Linked DNA regions of Homo sapiens: region 2 is linked to region 1. The links are chromatin loops, found by intact Hi-C in ENCODE. Cell type or tissue: MCF 10A. All regions are shown on one strand.

The links. A loop is a pair of places that touch in the nucleus more often than their neighbours do. Peaks named below come from ENCODE experiments on the same cell type or tissue, not always from the same donor. Only the 100,000 strongest peaks of a DNase experiment are listed, where the experiment ranks them.
Region 2: it touches region 1 in a loop (6-fold over the local background); 5 of 110 quality-filtered maps call a loop at or near these places.

What each region holds. Positions count from the first base shown.
Region 1 is chr6:105,598,539-105,606,538 of GRCh38, reverse strand. No RefSeq gene overlaps it. Among named protein-coding and RNA genes, the nearest start is that of LINC02836, 30 kb to the left of the region's middle. RefSeq lists enhancers at 4,566-5,145, 4,517-5,716. In MCF 10A, no CTCF peak of the experiment used is centred here; DNase peaks (open chromatin) are centred at 4,818, 5,998 and 6,808.
Region 2 is chr6:106,297,401-106,305,400 of GRCh38, reverse strand. The region is part of intron 3 of ATG5 (autophagy related 5); the gene reads left to right. It also overlaps the pseudogene RNU6-344P. Among named protein-coding and RNA genes, the nearest start is that of ATG5, 24 kb to the left of the region's middle. In MCF 10A, a CTCF peak has its summit at 4,291 (motif pointing right); a DNase peak (open chromatin) is centred at 4,260.

The DNA of each region.
Region 1 (8,000 bases):
ACATAAATATTAAAGCATATATTGTACAGACCTCAATTCATACAGTGGGCCCCACAAATACTATATGTGGATCTGTTCAGAGGTTATTACCTTACTGTGGGGCCTTGGACAGGTCATAACTTCTCTGGGCTTCTGGTTGCCCATTTGTAAAAGAAAAGCATAGGACTAGATGCTCTCTAATGTGTTTTTAAGCTCTATAAATTATTTTTAATTATTCTACTTATTTATAAATAAGCATATATTTCTTATAAGCCTTATATAAACTTATGTAAAACCTACCATAAATCTTATCTAAAACCTACTATAAACCCCATAAACCTAGTATGAAAATATAAACTCTTCTTTTACCTCATGTTGCCTATCCAGCCTCATTTATTCATTCATCAGACATTTATGAGGTACCAACTATATGTCAGATGTGGTGCTGTATTTGGGTGAGAACACAACAATGAATAAGTTACAGTTTATGTGTTCAAGCATGTCATAGACCAGAGGATGCATAATTAGATTACTGTCTTAGTTCATTGAGATTGCTATAACAAAGTATCTTAGGTCAGATAATTCATAAACAACAGAAATTTATCTCCACAGTTCTGGAGGCTGGGAAGTCCAAAATCAAGTTGTCACCAGATTCAGTGTCTCTTGAGGGCTAGCTCTCCAACTCACAGATGGCCGAAGGGGTGAACAAGTCCCCTTGGGCCTCTTTTATAAAGACACTAATTCCATTAATGAGGTTGGAGGCTTCATGACCTAATCACCTCTCAAAGGCCTTACCTCTTAATATCATCAATTTGGGGGTTAGATGTGAACTTTGCAGGGGAGAAAAACACTCCAAACATTGCAGTTACTATGCTCCAATATTCAAGTGCAGTGAGAGCAAAGCCTGCAGGACTAGGGGGCCCACAAGGGGCTGGGCAGCTTACCTACCCTGATGGACAGTGTGCCAGGGAAGGATGTTTGGAGAAGGCAGTATAGGAGTTGAATTTTAATGGATAATCAATAGTTAGGCCAGCCAAGAGAAAGGGGAAAATGTCTCAGGTAGAGAGGGCAACAGAAACGAAGGCACAGAGGTGACAGAGATCATTTAGCATGAGGAATGCAAACCTATTAGCATAGGATGCCCACAGAAGCGTGGGACTGAGCCTGGAGCAACAGGCAGAGGTGACACTGAGAGTCTTAGTTGGACTTCATTCTGTAAGGTGAGAAAAAACTCCAAAAGGTTATAAACGGGAATGACATAATAGGTATGGGTAATATATGGATCACAATTTGACAATGGTCCAAAAAGATAAATTAATGGAAGCCAATGAGAGGGACAATTTAGCAGGGTACAGACATCATCCAGGTGAGAGATCCTAGAGGCCTAGGGTGGGTCAGTGACAGCACAAATGGAGAAGGGGGCAGGACTGGAGATACATTTTGAAGAGTGACATGGACCCATTTGGATGACAACCAAATTCAGTGTCCATTTCTACATTGGGCCATCTGATTTTCCCCATGTGAACAGCAGAAAGAAAACTTTACCAGCTCTGTGTTCACAGATCTATGTCTTTAACATGATACTTACTTATTTTATACATTTGTACAAACACAAACTATTATTTTATTATGATGTGCAAGTTGAAAGAAGAACATGGATACCCTGCATTCCAAGAGGATCTTCATTGATCCTCATCAACTTCGGAAGCTGTTAACAAATTATGTCCAGTTCTCACTTTGTCATTTCTCATTCATCCTAATAGTGCTTTTGTGCAGGGGACGTTTGCACCATTCAACAGGACTCGTGCCATCCACCACACAGGTTTTCAGTTTTCAACAGAGAGAGCCTGTTCACAGCCAAGAATAGCAACAAGTCACTTCAATTTAGGCATCTGCAACTCTGTGTGTAAATAAGTCAGCAGCAGAAAATTGAGTTTTCTTATGAAAGGCAGATGCTTTTAAAATTCAAGGGGCAAGTTCTTGACACAGCAAAGGGGGTGACATTGTCCCGAATTATCTGGAAAGAACTGATGGCTGTTGGCAAGGGTTGGTCAGTCTGGGAAGGCAAGGGTTCCACCAGGGAATCAGCAAGCTGCCTTCAGGAAGCTCCAGAGGGAAGTCAGGTTGCAGTTCCAGCTAGAGCTCTGCTATCCAAACGGCATTTAAAGGGATCTGTGATTTACACAGATTTATGTAAGACTGAAGATACTTTATGAAATTTGTTCCTACAATTACATTTCCTAGGAATTACTAGGGATTAGAAAGTCACTATTCTCAGACACTCTGCCGCATAGTTTTCTGTAAACAGTTTATACAGAAATAAAGGAGAGGGAATGATCAGTTGCCAATTTGTGCAAGCTGTTCTGTGCAGAGTCTCACTATGGCCAATTCCTTGTGATTTATGTGCCAACTGCCTGTAGCCAGCTGGACAACAGTCATCCTGACTCTTTAGTGCTTTCAGAACATTTTAAAAGTAAGCCCTAATAAAAGGCTTCCTTTCTATTATCCCTGTCCTTTGGGATAAGAAAAATTCCCCACAGAAATTGTACACATTTTGCAAAAACCATAAATCCTGAGGGTGACATTTTAATGTCCCAAAGGCAATGCATGATAAATGTCTCTAATAAGTTAGAGCCTTTCTGGGATCCGTTGACCTTTGAAGTCTCTCCAGTAGATAGGTTTTGTCTCTTACTCAAAGCTACCATATATTGATTTTAATTTCTATTAACCCCAAAATTATGATCAAAAGTCTTCTGAAATGTTATTTGGGTTTTTTAATGCCCTGAAATGATGCTCAAATTCAGTGACATGAATCACTTTCTTTTTCTAGCACTAGAGAATTAAAAACCAACTATCACATTAGAAACTGTTTGGTGAGGAAGAGTATTATAGGATGCATATCTTAAATAAATTGTAATTTGATATATTAGAACTCAAATACACACATTATTTAATACTGTTACTGATATATTTCAGCTTACACATGCATGCACACAACTAGTTTTGTAGTTCACTAAAAGAATCCCCTAAGAATCTAAGATTCTTTATTAATAATCTTACTAATTACTAAGAATACTTGTTCTGCTATCAAAGTTGAATTTTCTAATCCAAAGAAGATAAGATGTATTTTATTGATTGCTGGTTTAGGGAGAATTTCAGCAGCACCAAGGGCTGCTGACCTCTTTGGCCTCTTTATTCCCTCCCCAGCCATGTACGTGCACTCCCCTATAGACTTTGGGGCACCAAATTTTTACCATGCTTAGGAATGGGACTCACCATAGCATGACACCTCTAAGTGGAAGTTCACATGGAGATCCTGACATCGAATCCATCAAAGAAAGCTTCTCATGTATCCGTCGAGCGTCTGAGGTCTGGGGATAACTGTTCTCCCAGAGGTTTTCTGACTGGGGCAGAAGACCCTCAAGACTTCCATACGGAGTGTTTGCAACATGTCAGGCAAAATTCACACAGGGATACGCAAGACAGACATGATCTCTGCCGTCCTGGAATGGGTCTTACCTTGAAGTTAAATGCCCTTTGGCCCTAACTGAAAGAACATTTTAATACCAAATTTTAAAAACTGAGCTACAGAACTATATAGTGCAATTCCATTTATGTAAAAAAAAAAAAAATACACAGAAGTAAACAAGTACATATGCGTACCCTTGTGTATGTTTTTGCAAGATTCCAAAGACCACAGTGTTACTGTGGGGTGGAGGACAGAAGGAAAGCACTTTTATTTTTAATAAAGAGTTCTCTGTGTTCTTTATTCTGTGTAAACCTATATAATTTTTAAAGTCTAGTTTTAAAAACTAAACATGATATCTTTATAAACAAACATGGAAAAGTAGTTGAGTAGAATAAAAAAGCAATTTATTAGTATATCAAGGAGATTCTATTCTCATAAAAAATAGATACATAGATAGTTAGATAGATAGATAGATAGATAGATAGATAGATAGATAGATAGATAGATAGAGCGAGCATCTGTGGGGAGAAAACTGAGGATATAAAGCAAATTGCTAATGAAAGTTATTCCTGGGGTTGTGATGAAAGGGAAACCCTCTTGTTTTCTATTACACATTTCTGTAACATTTGACTATTTTTTCAATGAGTATGAATTGATAATCAGAAAAAAACAAATTTTTAAAAATAAAAAATATTGCGATATGTTCTATGCCAAACAAGCTCAGCTAATTTATCTTCATTTAGGTGATAAAAATATCTTATGAAACATTAAAGAGAAAATATATATATATATATGTACATATATGTACATATGTATTTGTTGGTAAAAGGCTGCAAGCATAAACATGGACCCAGTCCTAGTTTTTCCAAATCCTCATGATTCTCTTACACCCTTTAAAGCTCTAAACGAGAAGGATTTCACATAATTCTTCAGGGTCAGTTTGGAGCCAGTCCCTCTGTGAGGTGTTCACAAGGGAAGGGCCTGGGTGAGGTGTGGCCCAGCAGCGGGCATGTGGACCCCAGAGAGGGGATCACTTGACCTTCCTCTGTGCCACCTTCCCAGTGATACCTCTAGGAAAGGATATTTATTTAGGCTGAGGAAAGAAGGTTCCTTTCTGTTTTTAACTCTTCAGCTTGACCTTGCACCCCAAAACTGTTGCCATCTTTTGAACCTCATCGACATGTAGCAAGCAGATTCAGTTTCATTTTACTCTCAGAGCACTCATTTGAAGGTTTTCATTTTGAATTGGCCCGAATCTGGGTCTCAGTCCCACACACAGCAGCAAGCTCTTGCATGATGGAGTTCGCCTTGGCAGGCTTGTCTGTACTTTCACTTCCCACCCAGATTCCTGAGCACAGACCAATGGGAGATTGCGTCAGCTTTGCCAAGGCAGACCAATGAAACAATCCTGAAATCCCCTTGGTGACACAGCATATGTGAAAGACTGTTTGTACCATATCGCATTGCTAAATTTAGAGACAGTCTGAGAAGAGGCAAAGAGAATGCAAGGACTAATCAATCCAAGAATACAGAAAACTTGCCTAGGCCAGTTAGTTAGTCTCCACTTATTTTGTAAAGCAGAGAGAGGAGGTGTTCATTTCAACCTCAGCCAGTTGCAACAAAGTCCTTGTTTCCATAAAGTTACTCTGGAGAAGGAAGTGCCTTCTAGGTGCTAGAAGCTGATGTCTGCCAAAAGCCCACACAAGATGTAAGCCGGGAAGAGTAATTGGTACCCTGAAAAACAAGCCGGTTATCCAACTCTCAGTTACTGACAATATCATGTGAGTGCTTATATGAGGGCAAATAATAAGCATGCACATAAAATCAAGAATCCCTAAAGGGACAAATATCAATAGCTAAAGTATTGTTTTAATTGTACTGAGGACATCATTTATGTTATTAATGAAGTATTTAGAGCACAGGCATCAGAGGGACCCTTAAATTCATGTTCAGAAATCAGACCCTTAGGATACGTTATCTCATAAGTTGCTGAAGTTTTAAATGGCTTTGACAGTGAAACCAACTAGAGCAACATTATCCACTTAAGACTGCTTGATATTTTAGAGGGTGTCATAGATTCTCTTTTCCAAGTAAAGATGCAAAAAAACTGTCTGGCCATGTTAACTAGCATTCGCTTTTAGAACAGCCAGTCTTCTCCTGAGTATCTCCAGATATTTTTATTTATAGAATGGTTTTCCCACTCCTTCTGAACTCTGGGACTCAAGAGCTACAATTTAAGAGGGTGTTCTTAAAGCTTTTCACAGTTTGTCATCTCACATTGCTTCACCTGATGAGGAGTCGATAGATAGCACCTCAAAAAGGTAGAAAGAAGCACAGATAGGGATTGGAATACACATGACAAAGGAGAACACAGAATGGAATTCCAAAACGCTTTGGGAGACCTGGAAATCCAAGTTATTCTGAGAGAAGACTGATGAAAAGGAATGCATACAAGCATAAGAACACCCACAAAAAGTAGCCCAGTGCTTAGTGACTGGGTTGCTCTTTCCCATCTACCAGTCAAGAAGGTGCTGTCCCCGGTTGAATACGTATGTACTGAAACAGAGGATTTCACATTCCAGAACCCATAATTCATCTCTGACTTAATCTCGAGCAAAGCATTGACGTGAATTACACAAACAGGAAAAAAGGTGGAGCCCAAATAGAAGAAAAATAAATAGTTCTATCAGTACAAAGGAATCATACAAAGAATCATCACAATAAATTTGATATAATTTTATAGCGTGTGTCTGTGTATTTAATTTTTATAACCAAAGAGATAAAGCATAGCAATTTTATCAATATCCCTTAATTTTTTTTTGGCACATGATTCTTTGAAAAATCAATCTACTCTGAAGTATGGATTTTCAGAAATATCCCTTTGGCATTGTTCTGATTTGCCTTCTCTACCCCAAAGTCCCTAACAATCAAAGACTGGGGTTTCATTTGTAGTTCTGTTGCTTTAGACACATATTTAAAATTAGAAGCAACCAGTGAATGAAATGAATTTGCCAATTTTTAAAAAATGCCATAATTCAAAATATGAGATGAGTCAAAGGGAGGCATTGCCCAGAAAGAACAGACACACATATGCAACACACACACACACACACACACACACACACACACACACACACAGTGAAAAGAAAACTATATCATTAGGCAAGTTTGTTCACTTTCCAACAACAAATGAGTCATTCATCAGTTCCTATGCCACATGTATTACAGGACTTGAGTGTAAAATAGTATTTATCTTTCAACAACAACGAAAAGCCCCTGAGGTCTCACATTACCTCAGTTTTCCTTTACGTGTCTAAATGTACTAAGTCAGCTCTCTCCCTTTCTAATAGCTGATCTGGGGAACTTGAATAGACAAGAAAAAACAGCCAATTGTATTTCTGCTTTACACAAATAACAGCTACAGTTGCTCCCCTTGCCCGAGGCCCTTTCCCCTTTCCCTTTCACTGGGAGCTAGTAAATAAATAAATACATTTTAAGAAATAATGACTCAAAGCCTCTTAGAGAGCCAGGTGTGGGCCAAGGTGCTGCCTAAAACTTTAGAAGAAAGCTTCTAGAAAAACACAGCACATAATGACCCAACAGTTGCCTCAGGGAACGCCCAGCAGCATTATTTTGGGGGTCTGCTGGTTCTGTTTTACTTGGGGAAGGAGCTTGGTAAGGTAAACTTTTCCTGTCAGACCTTTAAGCTTTCTGTTCCCATGTGGTCTGTGTGACCTCACAATCTCTGGCTTCTGGATCAAAAGATCTGAATTTTATGTTATTAAAGTACACAAAAGATGAATAAATGAAGAGATATATCAGCTTCATATTTATTAATATATATAATGCAAAAATAGAATGTGTCCATACTGGTCAATTGTGTGGGATGTACACTCATATTTGTTATATTATCTACTACACCTTTCTATATCTTTTAACTTTTAAAACAAAGACAAATCAATAAAGGGAGCTTCACGTTTCTGTAGAAAAAAATGCTATTTCACTTCATGGATCCATGAAATAAAGATCATTGTATTGTTTCTCCATAATAAAAAGTTTGCCATGAGTATTCCATTCCTAGAACCAAGACAGAAGTTATTCATGTGGAGTGACTGCCAAATATTTGCTGTTTGAATAAAATCAAGTCTTGATCATAAAATAATCAAGTCTATTTAAAAGTACCTAAAGAAAAATTGTACAATAGGATTTAAAAAATCAAATAACTACTAAAATGAAAAAAAAGGAAATCTGGGTTTTAGTCTAAGTTCTGCTGCCAACTTATTATCTGATCTTAGGCAAATGTCTTGCATGCTTCCTCTGGGTCTCAGTTACCTTATTTTAAAAGTGGAGATGATAATGCCTTTTAACTACTGCACTCAGTTTTTGTGAGAGGAAAATGGGATGTGTAAAACTATCTTCAAAGAACAAAGCACTGTTTGAATGCTAGGTAGTTTCATGAAAAAATATGGCACTTACTTCGGATTTCCTTCTCTCACATTTGCTATCAATAAAAATGAGGGTAAGATTGGAAGTAAAAGTACATTTGCAAGAA
Region 2 (8,000 bases), 700 kb before region 1:
ACTCAGTTGGGAAAAATATGACTTTATTTTCCTGTTGGTAGGACATAGATGAAGAGTACCGGGGGCTTTGTTTTTTAAACAAATGCTTGGTTTTAAAGATTTTTTAAAGAAATAGTACATATAGTAAAGTTAGTTATAGATAATAGCAGAATGGAGTATTCTTAAAACAAATTATTTTTCCTTTACTGTTAATTCTTTCTTACTATTCTTTGTTCATCTACTTGGCTAGCAGACTCTGTGTGAGAAGGGAAAAATAATCCCAAGCATATAATTAATGTGGAATAAAATTCATCTTTTTTTTTTTTTTTTGAGACGGAGTTTTGCTCTTGTCGCCCAGGCTGGAGTGCAATGGCATGATTTCGGCTCACTGCAACCTCCACCTCCCGGGTTCAAGTGATTCTCCTGCCTCAGCCTCCTGAGTAGCTGGAATTGCAGGCTTCCGCCACCACGCCAGCTAATTTTTGTATTTGTAGTAGAGACAGGGTTTCACCATATTGGCCAGGCTGGTCTTGAACTCCTGAGCTTAGGTGCTCCACCTGCCTGGGCCTCCCAAAGTGCTGGGATTACAGGTGTGAGCCACCGTGCCTGGCCAATTCATCTTTTTTGGAGTATGGTTTGAAGAGTTTTCAAACAATTGTGTACAGTTGTGTAGCTACTTACAAAATCAAGATAATAAGATATTTAATTTCACAAAATTCCCTGGTACTCCTTTACAGTTACCTCTTCCTTCCCCCAACTCACAGTAATTACTGATCTGATTTCCATCTCAGTTGTTTTACCTTTTTCAGAATGCCATATAAATGGGCTCATGTAGTATGTAGCCTTTCGTGTCTGAATTTTACCTCGAGTAATGTTTTTGAGACTCATCCTTTTTGCGTGTATCAGTGGTTTTTTCCTTTTTGTTGCTGAGTTGCTGAGTATCCCACTGTATGGTTATACCACAAATTGTTTATTCATTAACTGATGGACATTGGATTGTTTCCATTCTGGGACTATATTGAGAAAAGCTGCTGAAAACACCTAGAGGTCTTTCTGTGTCAAGCCACATATATTGTAAAAGATAAAAATTAATTTTGTTTTCTGAATGTTCCTTTATTTTTTATTTTTATAATTTAAAAAAATTTTACTGTGGAGCGCTTCACAAATTTGGGTGTCATCGTTGTGCAGGGCCATGCTAATCTCTGTATCGTTCTAATTTTAGTACATGTGCTGCCAAAACGAGCGTGAATGTTCATTTTTAGTATATGGAAAATGTTATTGATTTTTGTGTTCTGCAACCTTGCTGAACTCACACACTAGTTCTAGGTGTTTTTTTGGTAGATCCTTTGGGGTTTTCTATGTAAACAGTCTTGACATCTGCAAATAGAAATTATATAATTTTTCCAATCTGTAGGCCTTTTATTTCTTTTCTTCTTTTTTTTTTTTTCCTTATTGGAGTAGCTAGAACTTCTAGTACTGTGTTGGATAAGAGTGGTGAGAGTGGACATCTTCTGGTGTTCTTAATTTTATGGGGAATGTATTAGTCTTTCACAATTGTCATGAATAGATGTTGGATTTTGTCAGATGCCTTTTCTGTGCTAATTATATGATTGTATCACTTTTCTTCCTTAGCTGGTTGCTATAATAGATGACATTTATGGATTTTTGATGTTGGACCAACCTTGTATACATTTAATAAATCTTATTTGGTCACGGAATGTAATAAGTTTTATACATTGTTGGATTCAGTTTGCCAAATAATATTTCGTTGAGGATTTTTGTGTCTTATGTTCATAAGAGGGATTGTAGTTTTCTGTTTTTTCTATTGTCTGATTTAGCATTAGGGTTATACGGGCTTTATAAACTGAGTTCGAAAGTGTTCTGTTCTGATGTATTTTCTGGAAAAGGTCGTGTAAAAATGCTGTCAATTCTTTAAGTGTTTGATAGATATCTTTAGTGAAACCACTTGGGTCTGGAGATTTCTTTTTGGGGAGCATGTTAATTACCAATTCAATTTCTTTGATATATATAGATCTACTCAGCTTGCCTATTTCCTCTTCATTGAGTGTTGGTAGTTTATGGGTTTTGGGGAGTTGGTTTGTTTTTTCTAAGTTGTTAATTTATGAACATAGAGTTGTTTATAGTATTTCCTTGTCTGTGAATGACTTTAGGATCTGTAGTGTTGTCTTCATTTTTGTCAGCTTTGTTAGAGGTTTACCAATTTTACTTATTTTTTTGAAGAGCCAGTGTTGTGGTTCATGGATTTTTCTCTCCTTTTTAAAATTTCCAATTTTGTTGGTTTCTGTTTTTTGTTTTTAATAATCTTATTCCTTCTGCTCCTTTGGTTTTATTATTTTTTTCTAGTTTCTTGAAAAGGGACTTAGGTTATTTTTTTGAGCTCTTACCTTAATTTCTTTTTTAAATTGTAGTAAAATGCATGTAACAAAATTTACCATCTTAACCATGGTAGTGTTAATTACATTCACAATGTTGTACAAGCATTTAGTGTTACAAATATCTATTTCAGCCAGGCTTTAGTATAGACCATAAATTTTGATATGTTCTGTTTTTGTTTTCATTCGGGTCTGTGTATTTTTAAAATTTTCTTTTGAGGCTTTCTTTTGGAATCTTAGTTTTTTTTAGAAATGTGTTTAATTTCCACATTTAGTGGTTTTTCTGTTATCTTTTCATTATTGATTTCTAGTTTGATTCTATTGTAGTAAAAAAAGAGCTCACTGTAATTTTGGATCTTTTAAATTTGTTGATGTTCGTCTCCACTCTTGATTCCCTCATCATCTAGCCTCTAGATTGTGATTCTGGCTTCTAAGTATGCCTTAAACTCCCTGCTTTGTTTTTCGGGATTCAGGCCCATCTGATTTCTCACATGGATTGTTTTAGTGGCCTCTTAATTTGTCTTCCTGCTTTTAATACTATTACTTTTAGTTTATCTTCCCCAGTGCCATAATTTTTCTTTCTGAAATGCAGATCTAACATTGTTATTGTCCTCAAGAACCCTATTCTGACTTACCATCATCTACAGTATAAAGCCAAACACTAAAGCATGATGTGTGTGTAAAGGTTGTCCATGATCCCACTTCTTTCCAGGTCTTTCCAGGTGTACTAAGCTACTTGTTTTAATGAATGTGGGATAATGTTTTGGGCTTCCGTTTCTTTGCTCATCTAATTTGATAAATCTTTTTTGCTCTTTCCAGCATCCTTTGTTTTGGTTGTAATTAATTATTCATTCATATATTCCCTCCTGTAGCTCATACTTCTAACATCTAGCTTAACTATGACCTTTTTTGTGGTTCTTTTTAGCCCAAAGTGATCATTTCTACGTTTGTGCCATCTCTACACTACGTGTGTACTTCCTATATTCTTGTCATGTTATAACTGTGTATTGTAACATAATGGTTATTAAGGATGCTGACTCTGGAGTCAGAAACCAGATTTCAAATCCCAGCTTCATCACTTACTAGCGGTATAACCTTGGGCAAGTTATTTGACCTTTTTGTATCTCAGTTTTCTTGTCTGTAAAACAGCAATGATAATGGTACCTTGTACTTCGTAACTTTGTTTCAAGAATTAAGTGAGTTAATATGGGTTAAGTATCCTTTATCCAAAATGGTTGGGACCAGAGTCTTTCAGATTTCAGATTTTTTCAGATTTTGGAATGTTTGTATTATATACTTACAGTATTCCAAATCTGAAAATCTGAAATGCGAAATGCTTCAATAAGCAGCAGTTCCTTTGAGCATCATGTCAGTGTTAAAAAAGGTTCAGATTTTGGATCATTTTTCTTTGTACTTAAACCAGCAGCATATAGGAGGGGATAAGTAAATGTTTGTTCAGTGAATGAATGAATGAATGAATCTAAATTTGCCCCTTGCTTTTATTTGGAAAACCGAGACTCAAATAAGTAAGGTAACTTGTTCAAATAAGTTAGGACCCAGATTTTGAGAGTATCAGTTCAGGGCTCTTTTTACCACACCTGCTAACATTTTGTTTAAAAATTTTTCTCCCATCTTATCTGTTCTCTCTAATTGCTTATATCAATTTGTCCAAATTAGAATTAAAAAAATTTAAGAACAGTGGTATACTTATAATGAATACTCAATACATTTGTTGTTGTCGATTTGTAGAGAGCTTACAAGGAGGTTATGTCTGATTAGAGCTTTATCTTTGCATCTTTAGCTTTTAAAAATTACATGGGAAATGGAAAGTGCTGGCCTAACTCAAAATAGAGTCTCTTTCTTCAGACTGAGATGTTAGTCAGCAGAGGGTGCTCTAACATTGTATTTTAAGGGGTGAAGTTTCTTATTACCACAACTGGTGTTCACATTTTATATTTGTTAGTTTTATATTAGAATTATGTTAAGAGACCAGTTCTTGGTCCTTCCGAAGAATACTTTGTAAGTAAACCCTAATTTTGGTTTAGATCTTAGACCTTCAAGCACGAAATTTAGAACAAGCTTCTCATTTTGTCAACTGTAAAATAAATAACTTTAATGGGAAATTTTTCTCTGCAAATTGACTTTCAGGACAGGTGGTAAAAGGAAGAAGTTGAAATTACTTTTTGAATTGTAAAAAAAAATACATACTCTTGGGCTACATGATTTTGGTCAATGATGGACCGCATTTAGGATGGTGGTCCCAGAAGATGATAATCTGTATTTTTATAGTATCCTTTCTGTGTTTAGATGCATACATACTTATCATTGTGTTACAGTTGTCTAGAGTATTCAGTGTAGTAACATGATGTACAGGATTATAGCCTAGGAACATTAGGCTACACCATGTAGCCTAGGTACGTAGTAGGCTATGGCATCTAGGTTTGTGTAAGTACACTGTGATGTTTGAACAGCGAATGAAATTGCTTAACAATGCATTTCTCGGAACATATCCATGTTGTTAAATGTCCCATGGCTGTATTGATGTTGATCTTAAACATAGACATGATAGAATGACTCAGAATTTAATACTCTTTGTGATTTCAAAAGTAGATTTTAGCAAAATGCTTTAGTGAAAACCTGTGTATAATTTTTTAAAAAACATTTAACATTTTAATCATAAATGCTAACAGATTCTTCTGTCTTATTTCCAGTCTTTTTAAGGTTGTGAATTTCTGGAACTTAACCCATTTATGCAGGAGATTAAAATTTTTTGTGTGTGAAAAATCAGACCTTGTCAGTGACCTTGAACAGTTTACATAACTCCCACAAGCTTAGCGTTCCAATAATGGAAAACTAGGCATAAAGGAGTTAACAATGTATTCTGTAAACTAGATTTTTGAAATGTGACTTACATAGATTTTATATATGTGGTATCCCTTCATTATTTTTGAACTTTTTCATATATAAGAATGGGCTTAGAAAGCTGTGAAACACATTGCTACTCTATAGTTGTTTGTGTTTGTCCTACATATAGAGTAAGTCAGTATTCACAGCAATCATCAAATTACTTTGGTTTGCATTTGTAGTTACATGCTTGCAGTTACAATGAAATGTAATCCCGTTTCCAGTGAATCAGAATGCAGCAACTTTCCGAATAGGAGGCATTTATTTTAGTGACATGAACTTGGGCAGTAGTTCTCCAGTATGGGGAAAATTCTTTCAGTGCTGATTTTAGAATACTTGTATTAGTTTGCTATCTGAGTACAGATATTTATACTAGAATCATGTCCCTTCTGAGAATATCCATTATTGCTACACCATGTGCCAATGTGCACACATGCACAAACATACACACACACATAAATGGAGTAATGAATAAAAAACAAAAAGCAAAGAAATATTAAAATATATTCATTTCGAGAATTGAATATGGAAGACTAGAGCAATGTAAAGAAGAAAAAGAACAAAGTGTAAAAATAGACCTAATACTGTTCTTATGCAGTCATTTTCTATAGGGCAATACACTGAGTCTTTAGCTAGTTGGGTCCTCTTATTTACACAGAAAATACAGTTCTGGATAAGAGTTGGTGTTCTGTATCCATGGGTTCTGCATCCATGGATTCAACCAACCATGGATTGAAAATATTTGGGGGAAAAAAGCAATAACTAATAATAATACAACAATAAAAATGAAATCACAAAAAGTCCAATATGGTATAACAACTATTTACGTAGCACTTACATTGTAATAGGTATTATAAGTAATCTAGCAATAATTTAAAGTATACGGGAGAATGTGTGTAGGTTATATGCAAATACTATGCCATTTAATATAAGGGTTTAAGCATCTGCGAATTTTGGTATCCAGCTAGGTCCAGGAACCAATCCCCACACGTACCAAGGGTGGACCGTATTCCAGGTTCAAATCCTTACTACTTGCTTTTCTATTAAATTTAAGTTAGATGGTAGAAGTAGCAACATAATAGCCAATGGTTACGTTATGATTTACTTAGGGTATATGTGGTTTCTGTGTTGTGGGTTAGAAGGCTTCTCACAAAACTGTATATAATATCTGTTTAGAAGACTTGTACAAATTAGTACTTTTGAAATCCTTGATGTAAATCAGATTAAAGTGTAAGAGAAACTCAGTACCTTTAATTTTTGCCAGTTCTGTTTTCTTTTATAGATTGTGTTGAATATCAGTAGATTCATTAGAAATAAGCAATCTGGGAACCAGTGAATTCAGATAGCATATTTGTTTGGAATTAATATCTTTGCATGAAAATAATTCTAACATAAAAATTTGTATTGAACCGCATGTTAATTATGGAATTTGACAATAGAAATAAGTAAATGGTTATCTTACTCCTTCGTTTTTCTGGTTCATTTTTATTTTTAAAAAATCATAACAGGATGATTATTCATTTTTATAATATTTAGAATGTTTTTATGTTAATACTTTATTTATTTTTTTTATGGAGATGGAGTCTCCCTCTGTCGCCCAGGCTGGAGTGCAGTCGCACTATCTTGGCTCACTGCAACCTCCGCCTCCCGGGTTCAAGCAATTCTCCCACTTCAGCCTCCCAAGTAGCTGGGACTACAGGTGCATGCCACCACGCCCAGCTAATTTAAATTTAAATATAATTTTAAGGAAGCATATGTTTAAATTTATCTCCTAATTCTTAATATGCCAAGACAAAGGAGTTGTCGTCATTTACCATCTGGGACCAATGAAATTTAAAAAAAAATTTTAAGATTTTGACAGGCTAGCGCTGGGTGCAGTGGCCCATGACTGTAATCCCAGCACTTTGGGAGGCCGAGGCGGACAGATCATGAGGTCAGAAGTTCAAGACTAGCCTGGCCAACAGAAACCCCATCTCTACTAAAAATACAAACATTAGCCAGGTGTGGTGGTACGCGCCTGTAATCCCAGCTACTCGGGAGGCTGAGGCAGGAGAATCGCTTGAACCTGGGAGGCAGAGGTTGTAGTGAGCCAAGATCGCACAACTGCATTCCATCCTGGGCGACAGAACGAGACTCTGTCTCAAAAAAAAAAAAAAAAATAGATTTTGACAGGGTCTCCCTCTGTTGAGTACAGATCATGCCTGGCTAATTTTTTTTGTAGAGACAGGGTTTTGCCATGTTGCTCAGGCTAGTGTCGAACTCCTGGGCTCAAGCAATCCACCTGCCTCAGCCTTCCATAGTGCTAGGATTACAGGCATAAGCCACCATGCCCAGCCCCAATGAACTTTAAAATATATATGTGTGTGTGTGTGTGTGTGTGTGTGTGTGTGTGTGTGTGTGTGTGTGTTTAAGTCATTTTGCAAATAATTTAGAGAATTTAGAATAAAGGAATAGTGTATAACAACTTTATTAGAAATTTTAATACAGGTTTAAGTACAGCAAATTTACATTTTCATTTCATATTTTTCTAGTTTTAAAGGTATCTAAAATGGTCAACATCCCCTGAATGCAACTAATTGCTCATTAATTTTTATACATTCAAATATACCTCTGAGAGGTTCTAGTTTATTACTTCTGGCCCTTCTTGCATCTAATAGTGTTAATAATACTTGAAGAAATCTATAAACCCTTTGCCAGCTCATGATTTCATTATGAAATATTTTC